2 separate regions of the Homo sapiens genome follow, and region 2 is linked to region 1. A link is a loop called in an ENCODE intact Hi-C map of the cell type or tissue named here. Cell type or tissue: right lobe of liver. All regions are shown on one strand. Each heading gives the region's core, and the rest is flanking DNA. Links, peaks and the distances in the headings are about the cores only. Region 1 overlaps NPTN (neuroplastin). Region 2 overlaps LOC105370891 (a long non-coding RNA gene).

The links. Peaks named below come from ENCODE experiments on the same cell type or tissue, not always from the same donor. Only the 100,000 strongest peaks of a DNase experiment are listed, where the experiment ranks them.
Region 2: it touches region 1 in a loop (2.3-fold over the local background); 94 of 110 quality-filtered maps call a loop at or near these places.

The regions. Positions count from the first base shown.
Region 1 is chr15:73,570,554-73,582,827 of GRCh38, reverse strand. It overlaps NPTN (neuroplastin), which reads left to right. Exons shown (of 9, transcript NM_012428.4): 5 at 9,033-9,166. Among named protein-coding and RNA genes, the nearest start is that of NPTN-IT1, 7.1 kb to the right of the region's middle. In right lobe of liver, for the core only: no CTCF peak of the experiment used is centred there; a DNase peak (open chromatin) is centred at 9,067; H3K27ac peaks cover 343 bases.
Region 2 is chr15:73,640,047-73,652,320 of GRCh38, reverse strand. It overlaps LOC105370891 (a long non-coding RNA gene), which reads right to left. Exons shown (of 3, transcript XR_932451.3): 2 at 4,705-4,759. Among named protein-coding and RNA genes, the nearest start is that of NPTN, 13 kb to the right of the region's middle. In right lobe of liver, for the core only: no CTCF peak of the experiment used is centred there; no DNase peak of the experiment used is centred there.

The DNA of each region.
Region 1 (12,274 bases), core at 4,275-12,274:
TCCAAGCCCATTTTCCTAGTGTTATTGGAAAATTTCAATTTGTCAGTTTCTCAGCTTGGAAAAGTCACCTGAATGACTCCCACACCTCTACCCACTCATCTCCCTGTCTTGTGGGGGGTATCTGACCTCTAGTACTGGTGCCAGGAAAGGTGATAGAACAGTGGTTCTCAATTTTGATTTAATTCATATGAACTGTGGCTCGGGCATCAGATTAAGGCACATCAGGTGATTATGGTGTACAGCCAGGGTTGAGGGTCACTGTCTTCAAGGAAACTTCTACACCTCTTACACAGTGGTTTCACCTGCAGAAGGAGGCACCTGTCCTAGACTGCTCTAGTGTTCACAACCAATGATAAATCTGCTGTGGGTGGAGAATGCTTGTTGAGCCAAAAGCCTGCATCCTTCTTGCTTCTGTCTTGACTGATCTCATATTCCTTCTTGGGCATAGCTCTTGGCAAGCAGTAAATCTTCACTCTCCCACTGCCGTCAGCCAAGTGTTCATTTTGTCCACCACAAAGATAGGTGTTTTTGGGATTTGATAGGTTGCATGAAGGAAGCAAATAGACCGTAAATGCAGAATCTCTGTGTTTACTTGGAAACAGGCTAGTCATTGACAACACCTTTAAGGATAGATTTTCTTTGAAGATAAGTTGCTGGGTTATGAACATGCTTTAAAAAGTGAGCACCAAGGCCAGGCGCAGTGTCTTGAGCCTGTAATCCCAGCACTTTGGGAGGCCAAGACGGGCAGATCACAAGGTCGGGAGTTCAAGACCAGACCAGCCTGACCAAGGTGGTGAAACCCCGTCTCTACTAAAAAATACAAAAATTAGCCGAGTGTGGCGGTGCACGCCTGTGGTCCCAGCTACTCAGGAGGCCGAGGCAGAAGAATCGCTTGAACCCGGGAGGCGGAGGTTGCAGTGAGCTGAGATCGCGCTGCTGCACTCCAGCCTGGGCGACAGAGCGAAACTCTGTCTAAAAAGAAAAAAAAAAAGAGCACCATATAAGCAGTGTCTGTAAAGAGGCCTTATATCTTGATCACTTTCTTAAGTCTGTTCTGTTAACTTTATTTAATATCATCTGAAACGTGCCTCCATGGCCTGAGTTGACAGTTTCTACAGCATCCAGCCTGGCCTAGAAGCTGACCCTTTGCTCTAAGTGCATCAGGTTGGGTAGCAGAGGGTACTAAGGAACATGCATTCGTCCTCAGCCAGAGTCCCAGACTGCCCAGATAATGAAATTGGTTCAGGTGCTGTTGGGTAACAGAGACTCTTTTGGGACCCCTGTGTTGCTATTTATTAGGATACTGGAGGGATAGCCATTAACCAGTGTGACTAGAATATGTGACTAACAAGGCCAGAGAATGAATGAATTCCTGAGTGGATCAGAACTCTCTTCTAAGGGTCTTTTTGTTACTTTGTTGCTCCTACCCCTTGCTCTTGCCACTTAGTCTGTGCCCCCCTAAGAGGGTAAAGAGAAGCACAGAGTATTGTCTCTGTCTCCTTCAGGATATGAAGGCTTAGTTAGACGCTCAGACCTGCTTTTAGACCAACAAAATCTGGTTAAGCAGTCCCTTATTAAAAGGCAAGACCATAGAAGGTGAGGCACTAAAATAGGCCATTAATCAGATAATTTATCAGTATCTGACATGATTAAACCTTATTTTTAGAGCTACAAACAAAAGTCCTGTTTGTATCAGCAAATGGGGAGAGCACATAGTAATCAGTATCTTTGATTTCTTAGAACTAATGACAGAGTCGAAGCCTTAGCCTTTCCTTTCCCTGACTGATGTTTAAATGCTTGGCCCTGAGTTCCAACCATGTTCTAGATTAGTATGGAGATGTAATTTAATCCTCACAAGACCTCTGAAACATGTGAGTATTACTCTTATTTTACAATACTAAAACTCAGAGTATTTGACGTGATCTGCCCTGGGTTACTCAGTTGGTGAGTAATAGAGTCGAGATCAAGTCCAGATTTCCATGTTTTCAGGTCTGAAGCTCTGCTCTTTACGCTACACTAATACAGAGTAAAGTCTGACAGGTAAATAGGTTCTGCTTTGGGTCTAAGGTAAATTGGTTCTGCTTTGGGTCTAAGGTGTTTTAGCACATCTACAAGGAAAGATAACTTTTGGGCTCTTTGCTCTGCAGTTACCAGTAATACATGGTAACAAATATATACATATATAACATGTATATACATATATACATATATAACATGTATATACATATATACATATATAACATGTATATACATATATAACATGTATATACATATATACATATATAACAAATATATACATATATAACTATATTATATATAATATATATATTTATGTATATATATATTTATGTATATATAAATATATTTTGTATATATACATATATATTATATATATTATATATATATTATATATATATTATATATATAATATATATATTTTAAAGTTTTACTTTAAGTTCTGAGATATATGTACAGAACGTGCAGGTTTGTTACATAGGTATACTTGTGCCATGGTGATTTGCTGCACCTATCAACCCATCATCTAGGTTTTAAGCCCCACATGCATTAGGTGTTTGTCCTAATGGTCTCCCTCCTCGCATGTTGTATATTTTTATTTTTGTGGACTCTATTCTAGTTTATTTTCCCCTCAGTATGTTAAAGTACAAAAAGCATAGTCTCTGGATTCACACAACCCTGAACTTGGATTCTGGCTTTACCATTTAAACATTAAATTACTTTTCCAAACTTGAGTTTTCCAATTTTAAAAAGTGGGGTAATGTCTGCTTCATCAATTGGTATATTTGTATCTATACATACAAAAATGCATAATAAATTACCCCAAAACTTAGTGGCATAAAATGCTAAGCACTTACCACCTCACAGTTTTCCTGAGTCAGTAATTAGGGAGCAGCTTAGTGGGGTGTTCTGGCTTGGGGTCTTTCCTGAGATTTTGGTCAAGCTGTTGGCTGGAGCTGCAGTCATCTGAAAGCTTGACCAGAGCTGGAGGATCCACTCCATGTGTACAGCTCACTCACATGGCTCTTGGCAGTGGCCCTCAGTTCCTCAGTGTGCCCCTCTCCATTGGTTGGTTGAGTGTCCCCCAGTATGGCGGCCACCCTTTCCCAGAGTGTCAAATAAAGAGGGGAAGTGGTGTTCTCCTCCTCCCACACACCAAGGCAGGAGTGAAGACTGTTCCTAGCCCCCTTCCCAATCTTGACCTTTAAGTCTGGGTCCTTTCAGAATAGTGACTTTTCAGAGGCAGTGCAGCTGCCGACTCAACTTTTAGCATTCTAGATGGTTCTAATGTACAGTCTTGGAAATGAGTCCCCAAAGCAAAAGCTGATAGTACTGAATTCATAGTACTATTGCCAATAACTGGCCCAAAGTGGGTGTCTTCTTTGGGTCAAAGGAGAATGAAAATGGGAAAATGTACCACATATAAGCTGATACCTGAAATTTATATCCCTAACATAGAACATTTCCCTGAACTCCAGACTTGCTCTTTTACTGCCTACTTGATATTTTTACTTGGATTTTTTTTTTTTTTTTTGAGACGGAGTCCCCTCTGTCGCCCAGGCTGGAGTGCAGTGGCGCGATCTCAGCTTACTGCAAGCTCCACCTCTTGGGTTCGTGCCATTCTCCTGCCTCAGCCTCCCGAGTAGCTGGGACAACAGGCTCCCGCCACCGTGCCTGGCTAATTTTTGTATTTTTAGTAGAGACGGGGTTTCACCGTGTTAGCCAGGATGGTCTTGATCTCCTGACCTCGTGATCCGCCTGCCTCAGCCTTCCCAATACTTGGATGTTAAATAAGTATCTTTTTTTTTTTTTTTTTTTTGAGACAGAATCTTACTCTGTCGCCCAGGCTGGAGTGCAATGGCATGATCTTGGCTTACTGCAGCCTCCACCTCCCAGGTTCAAGCGATTCTCTCGCCTCAGCCTCCCAAGTAGCTGGGATTACAGGCACCTGCCATTATGCCTGGCTAATTTTTGTATTTTTGTAGAGACAAGGTTTCACCAGGTTGGCCAGGCTGGTCTCAAACTCCTGACCTTAGGTGATCCGCCCACCTCGGCCTCCCAAAGTGCTGGGATTACAGGTGTGAGCCACTGCACCTAGCCAGCCACCACACCTAGCCATATGTTAAATAAGTATCTTAAACTTACCATGTTCTAGACCTTGACCTTCTGGTTTTTACCACCACTGTTTCTCAGTCTTTTAACAAAACAAACTAAGATTAAGCAAACAAAAAACACTCTTATTCTTTTGCAATTTTCCTCATCTTAGTAACTGTCAACTCCATTCTCACAGTTACACAGGCCAAAACCTTGGTGTCATCCTTGACTCCTTTTCTTCTCACAGTCCACATTCAATCTATTAGCAAATATGTTAACTCAACCTCCAAAATATACCTGGAATCTCACCATTTCTCCTTATTTCCACTGTTACTGCCCCCATGGAAACCAGCCTCTCCCTTGCCTGGGTTACTGTAATAGCCTCCTGCTTGGTCTTGCTTCCACTGCTGTCTCTGCAGTTCTTGTTCACATAGTAGCCACGGGGAGCCTGTTAAAACACACCCATCATTTTATACCTGCACATAGTATTCACCAGTGGCTTCCCGGCTGACTCACTGTAACTGCCAAAGTCATTATGGTGGCCTACAAAGTCCTGTCTAATCTGGGTCCCCAGTCTCTCTGATTTCTTTTATTTCCTGCTCTCTTCTCCTTGCTTACTATGTTCCAATCAAATCCTCTTTGCTGTTCCTTGTACATAACAAGCACAATCCTACCTCAAGACCTTTGCATTTCCCTCGACCTAGAGTGTTCTTCCTACAGATATGTGTGACCTACTCCCTTCTTTTCTTTTTTGCTGGGAGACCAGAGTTTTATTACTATTCAAATCAGTCTCCCCTAGCATTCAGGGAGCAGAGTTTCTAAGGATAACTTGGTGGTTGGGGGAAGCCAGTGAGCCAGGAGTGCTGATTGGTTAGAGCTGAAATCACAGGGAGTCAGAGCTGACTTCTTGTGCTCAGTCAGTTCCTGGGTGGGGGTCACAGGATCAGATGAGCCAGTTTATTGATCTGGGTGGGGCCAGCTGATCCATCAAGTGCAAGGTCTGCAAAATATCTCAAGCACTGATCTTAGGAGCAGTTTAGGGAGGGTCAGAATCTTGTAGCTTCCAGCTGCATGACTCCTAAACCATAATTTCTAATCTTGTGTCTAATGTTAGTTCTACAAAGGCAATCTAGTCCCCAGGCAAGAAGGGAGTCTGTTTTGGGAAAGGGTTGTTACCATCTTTGTTTAAACTATAAGTTTCTCCCAAAGTTAGTTCAGCCTGCGCCCAGGAGTGAACAAGGACAGCTTGGAGGTTAGAAGTAAGATGAAGCAGTTAAGTTCGATCTCTTTCCCTGTCTCAGTCATAATTTTGCAAAGACGGTTTCAGTCTCTCCCTTTGGGTTTTATAACACCTTAATCTTAAGGTGTAGGCTCTGAAGATGGCAAAAGGCCGTAGATCACTCTGGCTTCTTCCTGCTGATAGGGGACATTGTGGGAATGGGAGTGAACCCCAAGGTGAGAAGAGTGGAACCACCTTGTAACTGTCTGAGTGTACTCATGCAGGCCTGGCTAGGATTCCAAGGCTTGTGTGGGAAAAACATTACTACTCTCATCTATAGTTTTACTACAGTGTTTAAGTGAACAGCCTACTGTAAGGTAAATAACGAGTCCTAGGATGAGGAGTACAATTCCCAATTTTAAAAGCAAAGATTTGAAAGCATTAGTTTGGGGACTTCCAACCCACAAAGAATTTAGAATTTCATCTAAACTGCAGAAAAAAACCTCAAGAACAGCTAACAACAGTATACTATAGTTTTTCTTTTGAAGCGTAATTTTTCTCTCTCCAGTCCCCATTTTTATTAAAAACAAATCATGATAGAACTGATTTATTTATAAAATAAACTTATTCTTACTGTACTTGGCCTGATTATTTGCATAAAGTGCAGCAAGAGTAGTTATTTTTCACTTAGGCTTTTTAAATTGGCTTTGACAGAACTCTGTTCCATGAAGAATCTCAGATAAGACTGTTAAAAAGTCGAGCCCAGCCATGGGTTTGTACCCTCAAATACTTACGAGTTGGGCAAATTCCTCTCCTCTTGAGGTCCCAAGATAACTTGGGGTTCCTGGCCTGTTAGAAAGTGACATTCTTAGCCAGGCGCAGTGGCTCACACCTGTAAACCCAGCACTTTGGGAGGCTGAGGCGGGTGGATCACTTCAGGTCAGTAGTTTGAGACCAGCCTGGCCAACATGGTGAAACCCCATCTCTACTAAAAATACAAAAATTAGCCAGGTATGGTGGCAGATGCCTATAATCCTAGCTACTTGGGAGGCCAAGGCAGAAGAATCACTTGAACCCGGAAGGTGGAGGTTGCAGTGAACCAAGATCACACCACTGCATTCCAGCCTGGCCAACAGAGAGAGACTGCATCTCAAAAAAGAAAAAATACATTCTTTACTTACCACAGGTCAGGAACCTTGTATATACTCCCTTATTTTCTTCACGACCATGCTAAAGTTCATCTCATCACAAAAGCCTTACCCAACCAGTCTGACATATCTGGTGTGTAGTGGGTGCTCAGCAGGTGTTTGCCAGATGAATGAAGCATGGCTGGCTGGAGCAGCACATGGTAACCCTTCGGGCATGCTGGGTCCTGTGTGGCTATGGAGCCTGCTCCTTGGAGTGCTTGGAATTTATGGACTGAAGTAAGCTCTGAGAAAGGGTGACCAGGTTGAACAGTCAGCCTAAGAAGTGACTGAGTAGCTGTGGGAAAAGTTCGGCTTTGTGGGAATGAGATAGAGCCAGGTTGACCACTTCCTTCTGTAGTAAGAAACTTTGCCTGGAAAAAAAAAGATATTTCCTTTGAAACGTACTATCTAGAAAACACTTCACACTGAGTGTTACTCAGCAGGCCTCAGTTTGGCAGGGACTGGTTACAGAGACAGCTTGGGGCCTTGCCCAGTGCATGCCCATCCAGGTGCCTCTGGAGGGTGAGTCTAAAACCAGTTTGTGCCTGGGAAGCACATTCTGTGACTAGTAGGACTTTGCATTGTTTTTAAGCCAAGAAAAACCAAGCCAGTCAAAGGTGGAACATGAGATTAGCCCCAATGCAATAGTACAGGCTTCTACAGTCTCAAGATGAATGTTTTGACATCCTGTTCATCTACCCAAGAACACTGGGAGGTAGACAAGGACACGAGGTGTCTCCATTTGATAATGGCTGTAGCAGCAAAGCCCAGAATAACGAAAGAACCAACAAAACTGGAATTGGGACCAAGGCATATCGATTCTCTTTCCTATCTTGGATAACAGAGTGACATCCAGCCTGCTTTGACTTTTATTGCTCTCAGATTACTGTAACCCGGCTGGGCGTGGTGGCTCACGCCTGTAATCCCAACACTTTGGGAGGCTGAGGCGGGCAGATCATCTGAGGTTAGCAGTTCGAGACCGGCCTGACCAACATGGTGAAACCCCATCTCTCCTAAAAATACAAAATTAGCCGGGCGTGATGGCTCACGCCTGTAATCCCAACACTTTGGGAGGCCAACGCGGGCAGAACACCTGAGGTCAGGAGTTCAAGACCAGCCTGACCAACATGATGAAACCCCATCTCTCCTAAAAATACAAAATTAGCTGGGCATGGTGGCACATGCCTGTAATCCCAGCTACTCAGGAGGCTGAGGCAGGAGAATCGCTTGAAACCAGGAGTTGGAGGTTGCAGTGAGCCAAGATCACACCATTGCACTCCAGCCTAGGCGACAAGAGCGAAACTCTGTCTCCAAAAAAATTACTGTAACTGGTGAAGCATTGGCGGGTAATATAGTTATGATAAAATAAAGCTAAATCCAAAGAATTCGCTTTTATCTCAGGCTTCTTTGATCCTTGAAACTTACTTAATTTTTAGACTACAGTTGTTGTTTATTTCTTCCTAAGTGATCCCTATAAATAGAGAAGACCAACGGCCTCTAGCATGTCTTGAAATTCCTTCTATATTGGGTTCAGTCTAGGAAACTGTTGCAAATCAGGTGTCCAAGGCAGATTCTTAAGTTGTTAATAAAAGGTCTTAGGGCCAGGTGCAGATGCAAACACCTGTAATCCCAGCACTTTGGGAGGCCAAGGTGAGAGGATCACTTGAGGTCAGGAGTTCAGGACCAGCCTGGGCAATATAGTAAGACCCCGTCTATACAAGAAATTTAAAAATTAACCAGGTGTAGTGGCATGTGCCTGTAGTTCTAGTTACTCGGGAGCTGAGGATCACTTAAGCCCAGGAGCTTGAGGCTACAGTGAGCAGCGATCATGCCACTATGCTCCAGCCTGGACGATAGAATAAGACCCCATCTCAATCAGTCATTCAATTAAAAAAAAAATCTCTTGGGACACTGGTTGAATTTCCTGTTCATTCCTTTCTTCCTCCTTGTGAAGACCAGTTTCTGGATTCCCTCTTTCCTGGGAGAGCCTTGGTCATTGTTACTTATTGAGTAGCTTCTCCAAGCATTCATTGTTTTTACATACCTTGTAATAGGACTTGATTGTAGTTGTTTTATCTCAGAATCTCATTTCCTTAAGGGAATGTGTGATATTTGACAGGATGCATAACTGTTGTTCATGCAGGTGTTTTAAGAAAAAACTTGGGCCGATAGAAGAGATAATAGTGTTTGTTTGCATTTTCTTTAAAGGTAGGCTTAATTGAGGGCAGTTGGACCTGCATCCTTTTCCAGTAGGTTGGAGAATCACCTACATTAGTAGAGCCTCATATATTAGTAACCCTGGTATCTGCCTGGGCATCTTTAGCGGGTGGGGGGTAGAGGATGGGTTTGGTCCCTTTACCCTATTCTGACCTGAAATGCTCTTCATCAAAGCTGAGTATGACAGTAAGCATAAAGACTGACTACATTACAAGCAGGGCTCTGAGCCAGAAGGTGGGGCCTTTGTATCCTGTTTGGAGTAGACTTCCGTGGTAACTGCGTCTAACGCTTTCTCACAGCCGCTCCTGACATCACTGGCCATAAACGGAGTGAGAACAAGAATGAAGGGCAGGATGCCACTATGTATTGCAAGTCAGTTGGCTACCCCCACCCAGACTGGATATGGCGCAAGAAGGAGAACGGGATGCCCATGGTGAGTAGGAGGCAGGCCCGGGTCTCTGGTTGCTGGAGTTTTCCCTGCAGAGGTCCAGACACGTGGGTCAGTTACTGTAGTAGCTGTATCCTCGGATGTGTGCATGGCGAGGGTCACCCTTTCTAGAGTCACGGTTTACAGCATGAATCAAGAGGTCATTGACAGTCTCTTCCAGCACAAAAATCCCTGTACGTGATTTGTTAAAGCTGTCCCTCTGGTAAGAGATTAGATTGCTCACTGTATTAGTCCATTCTCACTTTGCTCTAAAGAACTTCCAGAGACTGGGTAATTTATAAAGAAAAAAGGTTTAATTGGCTCATGATTCCACAGGCTTTACAGGAAGCATTGCCGGGGAGGCCTCAGGAAACACAGGAAAGATGATCTTTCCTATCTTAGACAACAGAGTGACATCTGGCCTGCTTTGAGTTTTATTGCTTTCAGATTACTGTAACTGAAGGTGAGGCATTGACAGGTAATATAGTTAAGATAAAGCTAAATCCAAAGAATTAGCCTCCCCCTCAGGCTTCTTTGATCCTTGAAACTTACCTATTTTTTAGACTGCAGTTGCTGTTTATTTCTTCTTAAGTGATCCCTGTAAGTAGAGAAACTTAGAATCATGGTGGAAGGTGAAGGGGAAGCAGGCAGGTCCTAGGTGGCTGGAGAGGAGGAAGAGAGTGAAGGAGGGAGATGCTACACACTTTTAAACAACCGGGTCTCATGAGAATTCACTGTCAGGAGAACAGCAAAGGGGATATCCGCCCCCATGATCCTGTCACCTCCCACAAGGCCCCTCCTCCAACACTGGGGATTATAATTCACCATGAAATTGGGGTGAAGACAAAATCCAAACCATATCACTTGCCTTCAGGATAGGACACTGAAAGAACCGAGCCTAATTCTCGTCCATTTATCCTGAAGAAAATACTGTTTTTGAAGTGGTCTTAGAGAACCTGCCTTGTTTTTTTAGTAGGAAACAAGGTACTGAGGGCAATTATTAGTACATTCCTGCAACACAGAACATACTGATAAGGAATTGGGGCAACCTGAGGAGGCCCAAGGTACTGAGGGCAATTACTAGTACATTCCTGCAACACAGAACATACTGATAAGGAATCGGGGCAACCTGAGGAGGCCCAAGGGCAGCCTTGGCAGCCTTAGACATTGGGAACCTGACGGTATTTGCCCCAGAAAATGTCAAAGAGAACATCTTTTCCGATCAGTGGGATGATTCATGATGTTGTTTGGAGAGTCAGAGCTTTAGAACCTCACTTTCTCTCTCATTATGATTGTTGACCCATTACCTTTTCTGTCAGAGAGCGTGTCAAGCGTTCCTCTGATCCCATGGATCCTCTTTGATTATCAGTCTTCAGAATCCAAAAGGACCTTAAAGATCATTAATCCATCTTCTTTGGAAGGGTTCCATAGTAGCCAAGATAAATTAGTGGCAAAACCAAGAGTTGTATCTAGTTTTTTTAAATTTCAAGTCCATTATTCTTCCTACTTCATGACATCTTGATAATAAAATGTTGAGTTGTGATAATGACTCCAACATCAGCGATGATTTCAGAGACCCGTTAACGAGGAGCAGGATGAGGATTGCCGAGGTGAAGATGCTGAGTCTTTTTTACAAGACACTGAACTTTCTAAGGCACTGGAGAGGAAATGTCCACTTCTCTCTGCTGGTCACTGGGAAGGAGTGCCCTTGAGCTTTTGCCAAAGCAGGTTGGAATTAACGCAGTATGTGTTTTAATCTGAAAGATGAAGCTTGAGGCATCACAGACTAGCTGTTTTAAAAGCTTACGAGTTCCCCATTTCAGATGTACCTGCACTCAAATGCTGACAAGATTGTATGCCATATCTAGAATCATTTCCAGGATAATATTCCCCTTTTTCTCTCCTATTTCTGATTGTGCTTTAGTTGTTGCAGGGTAAAGACACATGAGTCTGTTTTTTCCCTGCCGGGATCTCATGAGCTGAGTGCAGTGAGCCATCCCGCTGAGTCCCGACCTCTGCCTGTGCACTCTTGCACCTCTGCCTTCACACCCATGCGAATCCCTGCCTGCACTGCTCCTCCCTGTTTGATCAGCTGTCCTCCTCCACAGTCTAGTGCAAATGTTAGCTCATGTGTGAAGCTTTCCCTGACTCTTTCCAGCAGTGGCCACTCACTGTGCCCTACAGCACTCTATACACACGCTCTGTTGGGGCTTCTTAACACATTCCTGAAATCAGTCATCCCTTTTTGGATGTCTGGTTCCCTTTTGAGGCCAAGCTCCTTATTCATTTCTAGGTCTGTCTTCTCCCTATCTCACCTTCTCACTCCCACCTGCCCTTAGTAGGATATAAAGCATGCAGCATATTTTAGTAAATATTTGTTCTCTTTTATTTGTTTGTTTTGTTTTGTGTTAAGACAGGGTCTTGATCTGTCTACCAGGCTGGAGTGCAGCAACCTCCTGGGCTCATGTGATCCTCCTGCCTCAGCCTTCTGTGTAGCTGGGACCACAGGTGTACACCACTATGCTCAGCTAATTTTATTTTTGATTTTTTGTAGAGATGGGGTCTCAGTTTGTTGCCAAGGCCAGTCTTGAACTCCTGGGCTCAAGCGATCCTCCCACCTTAGCTTCCTAAAGTGCTGAGATTACAGGCATGAGCCTCTGTGCCCAGCCACAAATATTTGTTGATTGATTGAATAACCTTTCCTCTAACCTCTAGTCCTTAAATGAAAGGAAAGTTATGAATTTCCCCCAGTCTGACTAGGAGTGAGTTCTTAGCATTGTTTGTGGAGGAAGTTTAAGGAGACTTCCTCAGAACTCACCAAGTGTGAAGTCAGTGTGCTGACTCTGAGGTCATCAGAGAGGCCTGAGGTCCCCGAGGCATGCCTGACTGTAGGGGTTGTACCCCTCCTTCTGCCGTCCTCTTTCTGCTGTGGTTTCTTACCTGGTGTTGGAGGCAGCATTTACTAGGTTGTTGGACTTTTCTGAGTCTCCAGGCAGTAGGACCTGCACTCACTTCGTGGAAGTCGGGGAAGTCTGGAGGACCGATGGTAAGGGAGGCTTGCCTGGCTCTGTCAGAAGTTGATTTGTTGTTGTTGATACTGAAGGGAAATCATTA
Region 2 (12,274 bases), core at 2,799-10,798, 71 kb before region 1:
CCTTCTGCCTTGGCCTTCCAAAGTGCTGGGATTATAGGCATGAGCCACCACACCCAACCAAGAAACTGTTCTTAAAATTTTAATTGTAATGGCTGAAATTAGAAATGTAATGGAAGAATTGGCAGATAAAGGAGATCTCTTAGAACATAGAGGAAAAAGCAAAAGAGATGGGAAATATGATAGAAAATATAAGAGACAATCAATACAGAAAGTCAAACATTCAGAAAGAGAATAAAAGAGCACAGAAGGTCATAATTTATCTCAAGTAATAAAGACATAATAGTTTTCAGATTGAAAGAGCCCAGCAAGTATTGCACATAATGAGTGAAAAAGACCCATACCTTGACATATCATTGTGAAATTTCAGAACACCAAAAATAAAATTTTTTAAAAGCTCCCCCCCAAAATTTTTTAAACTACTTGCATTGGTGCAAAATCAAATTAATAGTGGACTTCTCATCGGTAACATTAAATGCCAGAAGAAAATGGAGCAATGTCTTAAGACTTGTGAGAGAAAATTGTTTTTAAGCTAGCACTGTATAATACATCCAAACTATCAATCAAGTATGAGAACAAAATAAGGAATTTTCAGACAGACAAAGGCTAAGAAAGCATCTATCTCACATACTTTTTAAGAGAGAGAATCTTGAGGATATCATCAAGCAAAATGAAGGTGAAAACCAAGGAAGAGGAAGCGGTTGGATTCTTGATGTATTATCTATATTGCAATTAATGGCAGCTTAAAGAAATAAGGTTTTATTTTTCCCACATCACAGAATGTCTGGTCACAGGCATTTTATGACTGGCTTAGCAGCTCAGGGATGTCCTAAGTTTTCCTGACATCTTCTTTTTCCATTTCTGCCATCCCTAGCATTTGGTCTTCACCCTCCCTATCACAAGATGGCTGCAGTAATTCCAAGCATCAAATCTCCATTCTCAGTGAGAAGGAAGGAGGAAGTATGAAGACCAAATTTATTCCCATTAAAAAGGTTTTCCTGAGGCCCTACTCAGAAATTTGTATCTGTATCTCATTCGCTAGAATTAGATGGGTCTTAGAGTCATCTCTAGCTGAAAAAAGGAATCTGAAGGGCAAAGCCTCTTTCTCTCCCTCCCTTCCTTCTTTCCTTCTTGCCTTCCTTCTTGCCTTCTTGCCTTCTTTCTTTCTTTTCTTTTGTATAATGCCTCTCTGTGGGAAAAAATGAGGTTCTCCTAGTAATAAAGAAGAGGAGAAAAAGTATTGTGCAAGAAACTAACAGAATTTTTTACATACAAAATATTTGGTTCTAAGAGACAGGAAACTGGCTTAAGCAATAAGGAAACAGAAAGTCCAGATGCAGGGCTTCCAGAATTAGTTGAGTCATTAGCTCCATGATATCATCTGAAGCTCAGGTTGTTTCCATATCTCTGTTCTGCCACCTTAGTGTTGGCTTCAGCTTCAAGCTGACAGCAAGATGGCTGCCACAATTCCAGGTGTCATATCTAATTAGATATGACAATGTCCAGACAAAGAAAAAGGACTGTGTTTTCTGTTTTTTCCCGTCTTAGGGACGAAAATCTTTCCCAGAAGTCCCCTTGCTAATTTATTCTTGTGTCTCATTAGCCAGAATTGAGTCACAATTCTGAACCAATCGCTAGCAAAATGAATGGGATTATTATTGTTAATCTAGACTAATCCTCTGAGTGGGATGTGAGTTGGGGAATCTACCAGTGTTCATTACAATACTTCCTGTAGTGCTCATCTGGGGAAAAGAGTTTCACTAAGACCATACTGTAACAGATCTAGAAGCCAATCATTTCATATCAGAAAAACAGATCAGTTGGCCAGGTGCAGTGGCTCATGCCAGTAATCCCAGCACTTTGGGAGGCCAAGGCAGGTAGATCACCAGAGGTCAGGAGTTTGAGACCAGCCTGACCAACATGGTGAAACAAAAATTAGCCGAGTGTGGTGGCAGGCATGTTTGTAGTCCCAGCTACTGTGGAGGCTGAGGCACGAGAATCACATGAACCTGGGAGGCAGAGGTTGCAGTGAGCCGAGATTGTGCCACTGAACTCCAGCCTGGGAGAAAGAACAAGACTTCATCTCAAAAAAAAGGAAAAAGAAAAAGAAAAAGAAAAACAGATCAGTAGAATCCAACAAGAATGTCTTCAGGAAGAAGAGTAGAATTGATTCTCAGCAAAAATGGTAGATAAGAAGCTGGAAGAGCTTAGTGGCTTAGTCTTACATTAGTTTTCTCGACAAGAGGAAGGTAATTAGAAATTTTAGGAAAGAATGTGTACAACAAAGTCATGGTCCAAATATGAAGCAAAATAGAATCCATTGGACCTCGACTCATTCAAGTATTACGGGTTTGTATTATTGACCTCATAAAGAAGGAATTGTAAGTTGATCACACAGCTTGGCTCTGCAGTAAATATTTTTTTCTTTTCTTTTCTTTTTTTTTTTTTTTGAGGTGGAGTCTCGCTCTGTTGTCCAGGCTGGAGTGCAGTGGCGTGGTCTCGGCTCACTGCAACCTCCGCCTCCCAAGTTCAAGCCATTCTCCTGCCTCAGCCTCCCAAGTAGCTGGGATTACAGGCACATGCCACCATGCCTGGCTAATTTTTTGTATTTTTGGTAGAGACGGGGTTTCACTGTGTTAGCCAGGATGGTCTCAATCTCCTGACCTGGTGATCTACCCACCTCAGCCTCCCAAAGTGCTGGGATTACAGGCATGAGCCACCGCACCTGGCCAGTAAATATTTTCTTAATGACAATAATATACATTATTTTCTATTAGTTTTCAACTTTTGGAAGTAATCCCTAGGCAAAGCACAGAAGATTTAAATATGTTTACACAGCAAAATATAAATGGTAGGAACTACAGCAATGTGGGAATAAAGGGTATAGGTTATTAAATAAGCAGGGAGTTGGAAGTCAGGAAATAGAAATGAAGGGAAGGGTAGGGTGTTAGCCTCATTTTTTTTTTTTTTTTTTTTGAGACGGAGTCTCGCTCTGTTGCCCAGGCTGGAATGCAGTGGTGCGATCTCGGCTCACTGCAACCTCTGCCACCCGGGTTCAAGATCTTTTTTTTCAAAAAACCTTTTTTTTGTGACAGTCTTGCTTTGTCACCCAGGCTGGAGAGCAGTGGCGTGATCTTGGCTCACTGCCATCTGGGCTTACTGCAATCTCTGCCTCCCGGGTTCAAGTGATTCTCGTGCCTCAGCCTCCCAAGTAGCTGGGATAACAGGCGTGCGCCCCCAAGCCCAGCTAATTTTTGTATTTTTTGTAGAGACGGAGTTTCACCATGTTGGCCAGGCTGGTCTCAAACTCCTGACCTCAGGTGATCCACCTGCCTGGGCCTCCGAAACTGCTGGGATTACAGGCGTGACACCTTGCCCAGCCAATAACCTCATCTTACACAGTAATTGAAGATCCAAAGATATTATCAAAAGATGATGGAGTGACTGGGTGCAGTGGCTCATGCCTGTAATCCCAGCACTTTGGGAGGTGGAGGTGGGCGAATCACGAGGTCAGGAGATCAAGACCATCCTGGCTAACATGATGAAACCCCATCTCTACTAAAAAACACAAAAAAATTAGCTGGGCCTGGTGGCAGGCACCTGTATTCCCAGCTACTTGGGAGGCTGAGGTGGGAGAATGGCATGAACCCGGGAGGCGGAGCTTGCAGTGAGCCGAGATAGCACCACTGCACTCCAGCCTGGGCGACAGAGTGAGACTCCATCTCAAAAAAAAAAAAAAAAGATGACGGCGTGAGAAATACATTGTCAAGTATACTACTGAATACTTGAACACAGTAAATGAAGAACAACAACAAAAACATCACGTAACTATTCAAACTGGGAAGAGGGATGGAGAAAGTGGAGGGTAGGCTGAATCTTCATCATTCATAGCAGGAAGTTGAAAGATTAAAAAAATGTTGGCTTCAGAATATTATTTAACCTTATGAAAGCAACTAGTAGAAGAACTAAAAGAGAAACAGTTAAAAGTAGTTAACTCTAACTTGTACTTCTTCCTATGAAGGATTAAGTGCTACAAAAATTGCAATCCCATTATAAACAACTAGTAAACCAAGCAAAATATATAAAACAACGTGGGCAGCACAGGACTGCAATCCCTGAGTGAAGGGGCACAGGTATTGGGAGTTCTGCAATTGCTGCCTTCAGGCAGTTTTCTGGCTCTAGCGCAGGGAGAGGGACCCATCCAGAACCACCAGCCTTGTTGAGTTTAGAAGACAGAGACTGGAATTTGGGGAGGCTGAGGTGGAACCTGTGGGGCAGCCTACAGGGAAGGAGGAAGCTGCACACCAGAAAGCTCTAGAGATCTGCAAAAGGATCCTCTAAACTAGTCTTTGGCTGAGTGATGATCTGTACATGCCTGGGGTGAAACTCCAGGAGGGTGGGGTAAAAACCACTGGAAAACAGTTGTTCAAATAATTCCTGGAGCTCACACACAGCTAGAACTCGTTTTTGTTCCCATGAGCCAGAGTAAAGAGACTTTGTAAAATAGAGGGCATTCTCAGAAGCAGAAGGCCTTGACAGAAGACATAAATACACCTAGAAAAATGGCTGTTCTGATTCCGTAACTGCAGAAAAACAAGCCTCAAAAAGATCAAACTGATATGCAATAGTTTAACTGCATGCCAAACAAAGCCCAATACTCCTTAAAGAAAAGCAACAAAGGGTAGCAATCAGCAAGGTAAAATTTACCATGTAGAGCATCCAGTGAAAAACTACCAGGCATACAAATCAGCAGGAAGATGACCTATAGTGAAGAGAAAAATGCATCATTAGAAAATACTAGAAATGGGCTGGGCACGGTGACTCATGCCTGTAATCTCAGCGCTTTGGGAGGCTGAGGCGGGATTATTGCTTGAGGCCAGGAATTCAAAACCAGTTTGGGCAACATCATGAGACCCCACCTGTCCAAAAAAAAATTTTTTTTTATTTAGCAGGGTGTGGTAGAGCATGCTTGTAGTCCCAGCTACTTAGGAAGCAGAAGCAGTAGGATCTCTTGAGCCCATGAATTGGATACTGCAGTGAGCTATGATTGTGTCACCCTGTACGCCAGCCTGGGTGACAGAGTGAGACAGAGATTTTGTCTCTTAAAAAAAAAAAAAAAAAAGCCAAAAACCTGCAATGACAAAGATGATAGAATTAGCAGACAAGGATTTTAAAGCTATTTTTAAATCTTACAAATATGCTTAAGATGAAAAGGAAAACATAAAAATAACGAGGAGACAAAGAAAATATATTAAAAGACCCAAATGGAATTTCTAGAATGAAAAACACAATTATCTGAAATGAAATCTATACAAGTTTGGATTGAGAGCAGGTTAAACACTAGAAAAAAGAGGTCAGTGAATGTGAAGACATAGCAATATTTACCCAAAATGAAGAAAACAGAGAAAAACGAGAATGAAAAAAAGTGAACGCCTGTAATCCCAGCACTTTGGGAGGCTGAAGTGGGCAGATCCTTCTCCTCCCTTTCCCCCCTCCCCCTCCCCCTCCTCCATGATAAATGTGGCCGGGCACAGTGGCTCATGCCTGTAATCCCAGCACTTCGGGAGGCCGAGGCAGGTGGATCACCTGAGCTCAGGAGTTTGAGACCAGCCTGGCAACATGGCCAAACTCCATCTCTATAAAAAATACAAAAATTAGGTGGGTGTGGTGGCGTAAGCGTATGGTCCCAGCTACTTGGGAGGCTGAGATGGAAGGATCCTTTGAGCCCAGAAAGTTAAGGCTGCAGTGAACTGTGATCCACTGCACTCTAGCCTGGGCAAGAGTGAGACTCTGTCTCAAAAACAAAACAAAAACAAAACACAAGCCTAGTGATTCTATGGGATGATAACAAGTGATCTAAAATACACGTGACAGGCTGTGCGCGGTGGCTCGCGCCTGTAATCCCAGCACTTTGGGAGGCCAAGGAAGGTGGATCACCTGAGGTCAGGAGTTCAAGACCAGCCTGGCTAACATGGTGAAACTCTGTCTCTACTAAAAATACAAAAATTTTCTGGGCATGGTGGCGGGAGCCTGTAATCCCAGCTACTAGGTAGGCTGAGACAGGAGAATCACTTGAACCCGGGAGGTGGAGAGTAAGCCAAGATCACACCATTGCACTCCAGCCTGGGCGACAGAGCGAGACTCCATCTCAAAAATAAAATAAAATAAAATAAAATAAAATAAAATAAAATAAAATAAAATAAGTGTAACTAGAGTTGCAGAAGGGTAGAAGAATAGAAACTTATGAGAAGAAATAATGGCATAAGATTTTCCAAATTCGAGGAAAGCTATAAACCTATAGATCCAAGAAGCTCAATGAACTCCAAATGGAACAAATATAAAGAAAACAATAAACATCAAGGCACATTATAATCAAATTGCTGAAAAACCAGTGATAAATAAAATAATTGAATAGCGGCCAGAAAAAAAACGACGTATTATGTTCAATGGAACAAAGGCAAGGATTATAGTAGAATTTTCACCGAAATTATGCCAAGCAAAAAATAATGGAATGACATCTTTAAAGAATTGAAAAAAGAATCTGTTAACTTGGAATTCTATACCTGACAAAAAAAAAATACCCTTCCTTCCTTCCTTCCTTTCTTTCTCTCCTTTTTCTATTTTTTTAAGATGAGATGTCACCATGTTGCCCAGGCTGGTCTTAAGCTCCTGGGCCTCCTGTCTTGGCCTCCCAAAATGCTGGGTTTACAGGAGTGAGCCGCTGTGCCTAGCCAAAATATGTTTCAAAAGAGAAGGTGAAATAAAGACTTTCTCAGGCAAAAGTTTAGAGAGTTCATCAGGCAGAAGGAAAATGATACCAGATGGAAATTTGCATCCACACATAAGAATGAAGAGTATAGAAATGATAAATGTGGCTGGGCACAGTGGCTCATGCCTGTAATCCCAGCACTTTGGGAGGCCGAGGCAGGTGGATCACCTGAGTTCAGGAGTTCGAGACCAGCCTGGCCAACATGGCAAAACAACATCTCTACTAAAAATACAAAAAATAGCTGGGCATGGTGGCATGTGCCTATAATCCCAGCTACTTGGGAGGCTGAGGCAGGAGAATTGCTTGAAATCGGGAGGTGGAGGTTGTAGTGAGCCGAGCTGGGCCACTGCACTCCAGCCTGGGCCACAGACTGAGACTCCATCTCAAAAAAAAAAAAAAAAAAGAAAGAAAAGAGAAAAGATAAATGTGAATATAAGTATACTAAATATGTTTCCTCCTCCTCCTTCTTCTTTTTTTTTTTTTTTTTTTGAGACAGGGTCTCACTCTGTGACCCAGGCTGGAGTGCAGTGACGCCATCTCCATTCACTGGAACCTCTGCCTTCTGGGCTCAAGGGAATCTTCTGCCTCAGCTCCCTAAAGTAGCTGGGAGTACAGGCACAAGCCACCACGCCCAGCTAATTTTTGTATTTTTTGTAGAAACGGGGTTTCACCATGTTGCCCAGGCTGGTCTCAAACTCCTGAGAGCAAGTGATCTACCTGCCTTGGCCTCCCAAAGTGCTAGGATTACAGGCATAAGCCACTGCGCCTGGCCCTAAATATGTTTTCTTATTTTCACATCTCTTTAATGTAATGGACTATTAAAATATTTTTAAATTTCCATTATTATTTATTCTTTGGTTTCTTTTTAGAAGTGTGTTGTTCAATTTCCAATTCTTTGAGGATTTTCAAGATATCTTTTTCTTTTTGACTTTTAGTAGTATATTCCTTTGTGGTTAGACAACATAGTTTGCATGATTTCACTACTTTTTATTTATTTTTTTTTAGATGGGGGTCTCACTATGTTGCCTAAGCTGGTCTCAAATCCTGAGCTCAAGGGATCCTCCTGCATAGCTGGGACTACAGGCATGCCCCACCGTGCCTGGCAATAAATTTAAATTTGTTGAGACTTATTTTATAGTCTGGAACACAGCCTATCTTAGTGAATGCTCTGTGCGCACCTGGAAAGAATGCATATTCTGCTATTATTAGGTAGACGATGCTATTAGATCCAGTTGATGGATTGTGTTGTATGTCTCCCATATCCTTACAGATTTTCTGTCTACTTTTTCTATCAATCACTGAAAGAAAGGTGTTAAAATAGCCAGCTATAATTGAGGACTTGTCTATTTTGCATTTCAGTTTCTGCTTCATGCATAATAAAGCACTGTTGTACACACCATTTCGGATTGTTATGTGCTCCTGGTGAATTGACCCCATTATCATTATGTAATATCACTATGATTCCCTGATAATATTTCTTCTTCTGAAATCCACTTTGATATGAATACAGTCATTCTGGCTTCTCTTTAATTAATGTCTGCATGGGATACTTTTTCAATTCTCCTACTTTAAATCTATTTGTGGCTTCATATTTGAAATGGCTATCTCAGAGACAGCATATAGTCGGGTATTATTTTTTTAATTCAATCTGAAAATCTGTTTATTAGAGTGTATAAATATGTCAAAACATATCAAATTGAATACTTTAAATATGCACCGTTCATTGTATGTCACTTATACCTCATCAAAACTGTGTATAATATTTATTTGATGCCCTGCTTTGTGCCACTAACTATGCTAAACACTGAGAAATATGGCAGTAAATAACACTCTGTCCTTGAGGAGCTCACAGTAGAGAGGAAACCTAGTTTCACCCCAAGTCTCACATCTCATAGCTTATAACACGGAGAAGAGAGAAACTGACTCTCTTTCCTCAGTTTTAACCCAAAAATTTTCCAGGGCTTCTGGATGGCCTGGCTTGAGTCTGGTGACCACCCCTGAACGAAACAGGGAAACAGGGACTTGTAAGAATGGAGTGGTCCAATTAGAGCTACGTAGATGGGAGCACTTCTCAAGAGAAAATGTCAATACTCAGAAGGCATCTCTGTTTCAACTATAACCAACCATTAACCTGGTAAAAACCAGAAATGAGTTTCCCAACTGTGAGAAGGAGAGCACCAAAATAAAGAGCATCTTGGGCATTCTGACACTAGCCACGATGAGGCAGCTCTTTTTTAAAGTCAGAATCTATGAACCCTCTTTAAAACATCATGTAGGCCAATGCTACTGACTTTGGCATATTTTTCTGTGGACCTGCAGGGATGAAAGTTATCACATCAGGTCTTACCATGGCTTTCTCAGCTGATGAAGGAAACGCTTCTCTGCACACCCTGTGAAGGAGCAGGTCTCAAAGTGTGGTCTCCAAACCAGTAGTATCCACACCACCTGGGAGCTTGTTAGAAATGGAGATTCTCAGGCCCCCAACCCAAACCTACTGAGTCAGAAACTCTGGGGGTGAGGCCCAGAAGTCCATCTTTTAACAAACATTTCTTGTGATTCTGCTGAACACTCAAATTTGAAACGATAACAACAACAACACAACCACATTTGAGCACCTGTTCTCAATTTTGGCTGCATATTGGAATCACCTGGGGAGTCTTAAAAATATACTGATGCCTGGGTCTCCCCTCCAGGGATTCTGATTTAATTGGTGTGGTCTAGGGTTGGGATTTTTTAAGGTTCCCCAGGTAATCCAATGTGCATCAACATTCGAGAAGCAGTGCATTACAGCACATTAAAGTGCATTACTCTGCTATGCAAGCTGGGCCCCATCCCCAGATCAATTGCATTTAAATCGCTGGGGCTGGAACCTGGACATTGTTGTGTATATCTATTTTGGCACTGGTGTTTTTTTCAAGCTCCCTAGTTGATTCTAATGTGTAGCTGGGGCAGAGAATCACTTCATTATTGTGACATGTGTGGCCTCCTTTTACTTGCTTCCCCTCCTGGCTTCAGGAATGAGTTTTCTGGTGGACAACTGAGGCGGAAGGACTTGAGCAAGCCTGGGACCGGCGTCCTACAGAGAGCAGATGAGTGGTTCTGCTTCTCCATGCTGCCCTAAGTTTTCCAGTGGCCATGGGAGACTTGTGGTTTTCCTGCACTACCAACATCTCTGAATAAGTCTGCCAAATTCAGGGGCAAAGTGTTAGCAAGCTCACTTGGCCAGCAGACTAAGCCATGTTCTCCACCATTTTGACCTCCATATGCCTGACTCCTGTGTCCGTCTCTCAGTTGTTTCCAAGTTTGAGAAGGGATTAAAAGAATGCCTTGTATTAGCCACTAAAACCCCAACCCCAACAGTGGAGAGAGCCTACCTCAGCTGTTTAGTTGCCCTGCCCCATTTGAGCATTGGCCATCATAGTAGAGCTGGTACCCAAGATGCTCCCTGAAGAAATTATGAGCACCTCAAACTTCTGGGGCCAGGAGGTGAAACAACATTATACCAGCCTTAGCAGATCTTGAATGGAGAACTTGCCCAAAGAGAGTGCTTTATCTTCAGATAAGACTCATGGTGTCTGAGGAGGGTCATTGCAAGAGATCATCTTCCCCAAGAAAGTGACTCAGCCACCCTCAGCATATTTCCTTTGAGGTCCAAAGGACTTGGGTTCAAATTCTGGCTCTATTACCTGCCAGCTGGGGACCTTGAACAAGGCATTCTCCATTCTGAAGCCTAGTTATCTTGTTTATGAAATGAACATGATTGGTCGTTGTGATAACCAAGTGAAATAATGGGATAATGAATGCTTTATTTTTCCTATTGTGGGAAATGCTTTGTAAACTGTGAAAAGCTGTAGCATGTAAGACGTTGTTATAATGAACTCGTGTTCTAGATGGGGAGACTGGATGTGGAGAGGTGCAAAATTAGCCCGTCATGCAAGGCTTGGTAACATTTTTCAATGGTATAGGGAGGAGCTTTATAGGTATTGGGAGGCAGAAGGAAGCATTGAGGGCTGGACATGCAGCCTTGGCAATTGCTAGAGAGTCTCCTTGTGTGGAGGGAGAACTGGTCCTCCCTCACAATTCATTGCATTGTTCTCTGTGCTGCATTCACTTTCTACTTGGAGACAACAGCCACCACACCATGACCTTAGGGGAGGCTTCCTGGCCATTTATGTTCTGACCCAAAGGACAAATGGCCCTTCCCTTAATTCTGTGCAGCACAGCTGAGCCTGGAGGAACAGCTAAGTAAAACGTTACTAATAGAAGGAAATGATGATGGAGAGTAACATGTGATCAGGCTTATAGGTAGCACAGCTTAACGACTCATTCTGCTTTAATATATTACGGTATTTACAGATAGATTTCTTTTATTGACAAATAAAGAGGTTCTGGACTAGATTTTGTTAAAGAAAGCTACAGGTTACCTCATAGATGATCAACATCTTAAACCCTTAATATGGTCCTCAAGGCATTGCCTGATATGGCCCCAATGCCCCTCCTTCAGCCTCAGCTCCTTTTGCCCCGCTTCTCCTTGCTGTTTGAGCTCTAGGCACACTGGGATCCTCCGCAGACCTTGACAATCTCCTTCCTGCTTCCAACCCTTTAAACCTGCCTGGAACAGACCTCCCCTACCTAGGCCTACCTTATCTGTGCCAGGCTAATTCTTTTTTGTTCATTTGTTTTTTATTTTTTAGTTTATTTTTGCCTCTAGATATAATTTTTTGTTGTTTATTATTTTTTAGCCTGACTAACTTTTTTTTTTGAGATGGAGTCATGCTCTGTCACTTAAGCTGGAGTGCAGTAGTGTGATCTCAGCTCACTGCAACCTCCACCTCCTGGGTTCAAGTGATTCTCATGCCTCGATCTCCCAAGTAGCTGGGATTACAGGTGTGTGCCACCATGTGCAGCTAATTTTTGTATTTTTAGTAGAGAAGGGGTTTCACCAAGTTGGCTAGACTGGTCTCAAACTCCTGACCTCAGGTGATCTGCCCACCTTGGCCTCTCAAAGTACTGGGATTACAGGCGTGAGCTACTGCGCCTGACAGCCTGGCTAACTCTTAAGCATCCTTCAGAGCACAGCTTTGCTGTCCCTTCCTCCAGGAGCCTTTCTTGACCACTCCTCCCACCTCAGACATAGTTAGGTTTCCCTGTAACATATTCCCTTAGCATCCAATATGTCTACTCTTATCATGGACCAAAATTATCATTAAGTAAGCAATGGTATCATTGTTGTTCAATGTCTATGTTCCCTGTCATCATTGTATACCATACCCTTGCACAGACTATGCACCCAACATTTGTGAAATTAATGAGGACTGAATGAATGGTGAACAGAGATGGTTTTCCAGAATAAGTGGAATTAGAGTCGGGCCTTGAGGCAGAACTGGACTCCAACATCATAGTGACAGACTGAAAGGAGCACTGGATTGAGAGGCAAGAGTCTGAGATTCTGAGTCTAGCTGTATGCTTTGTCTATTCATTCAGGAGATATTCACTAAATGCCCACTG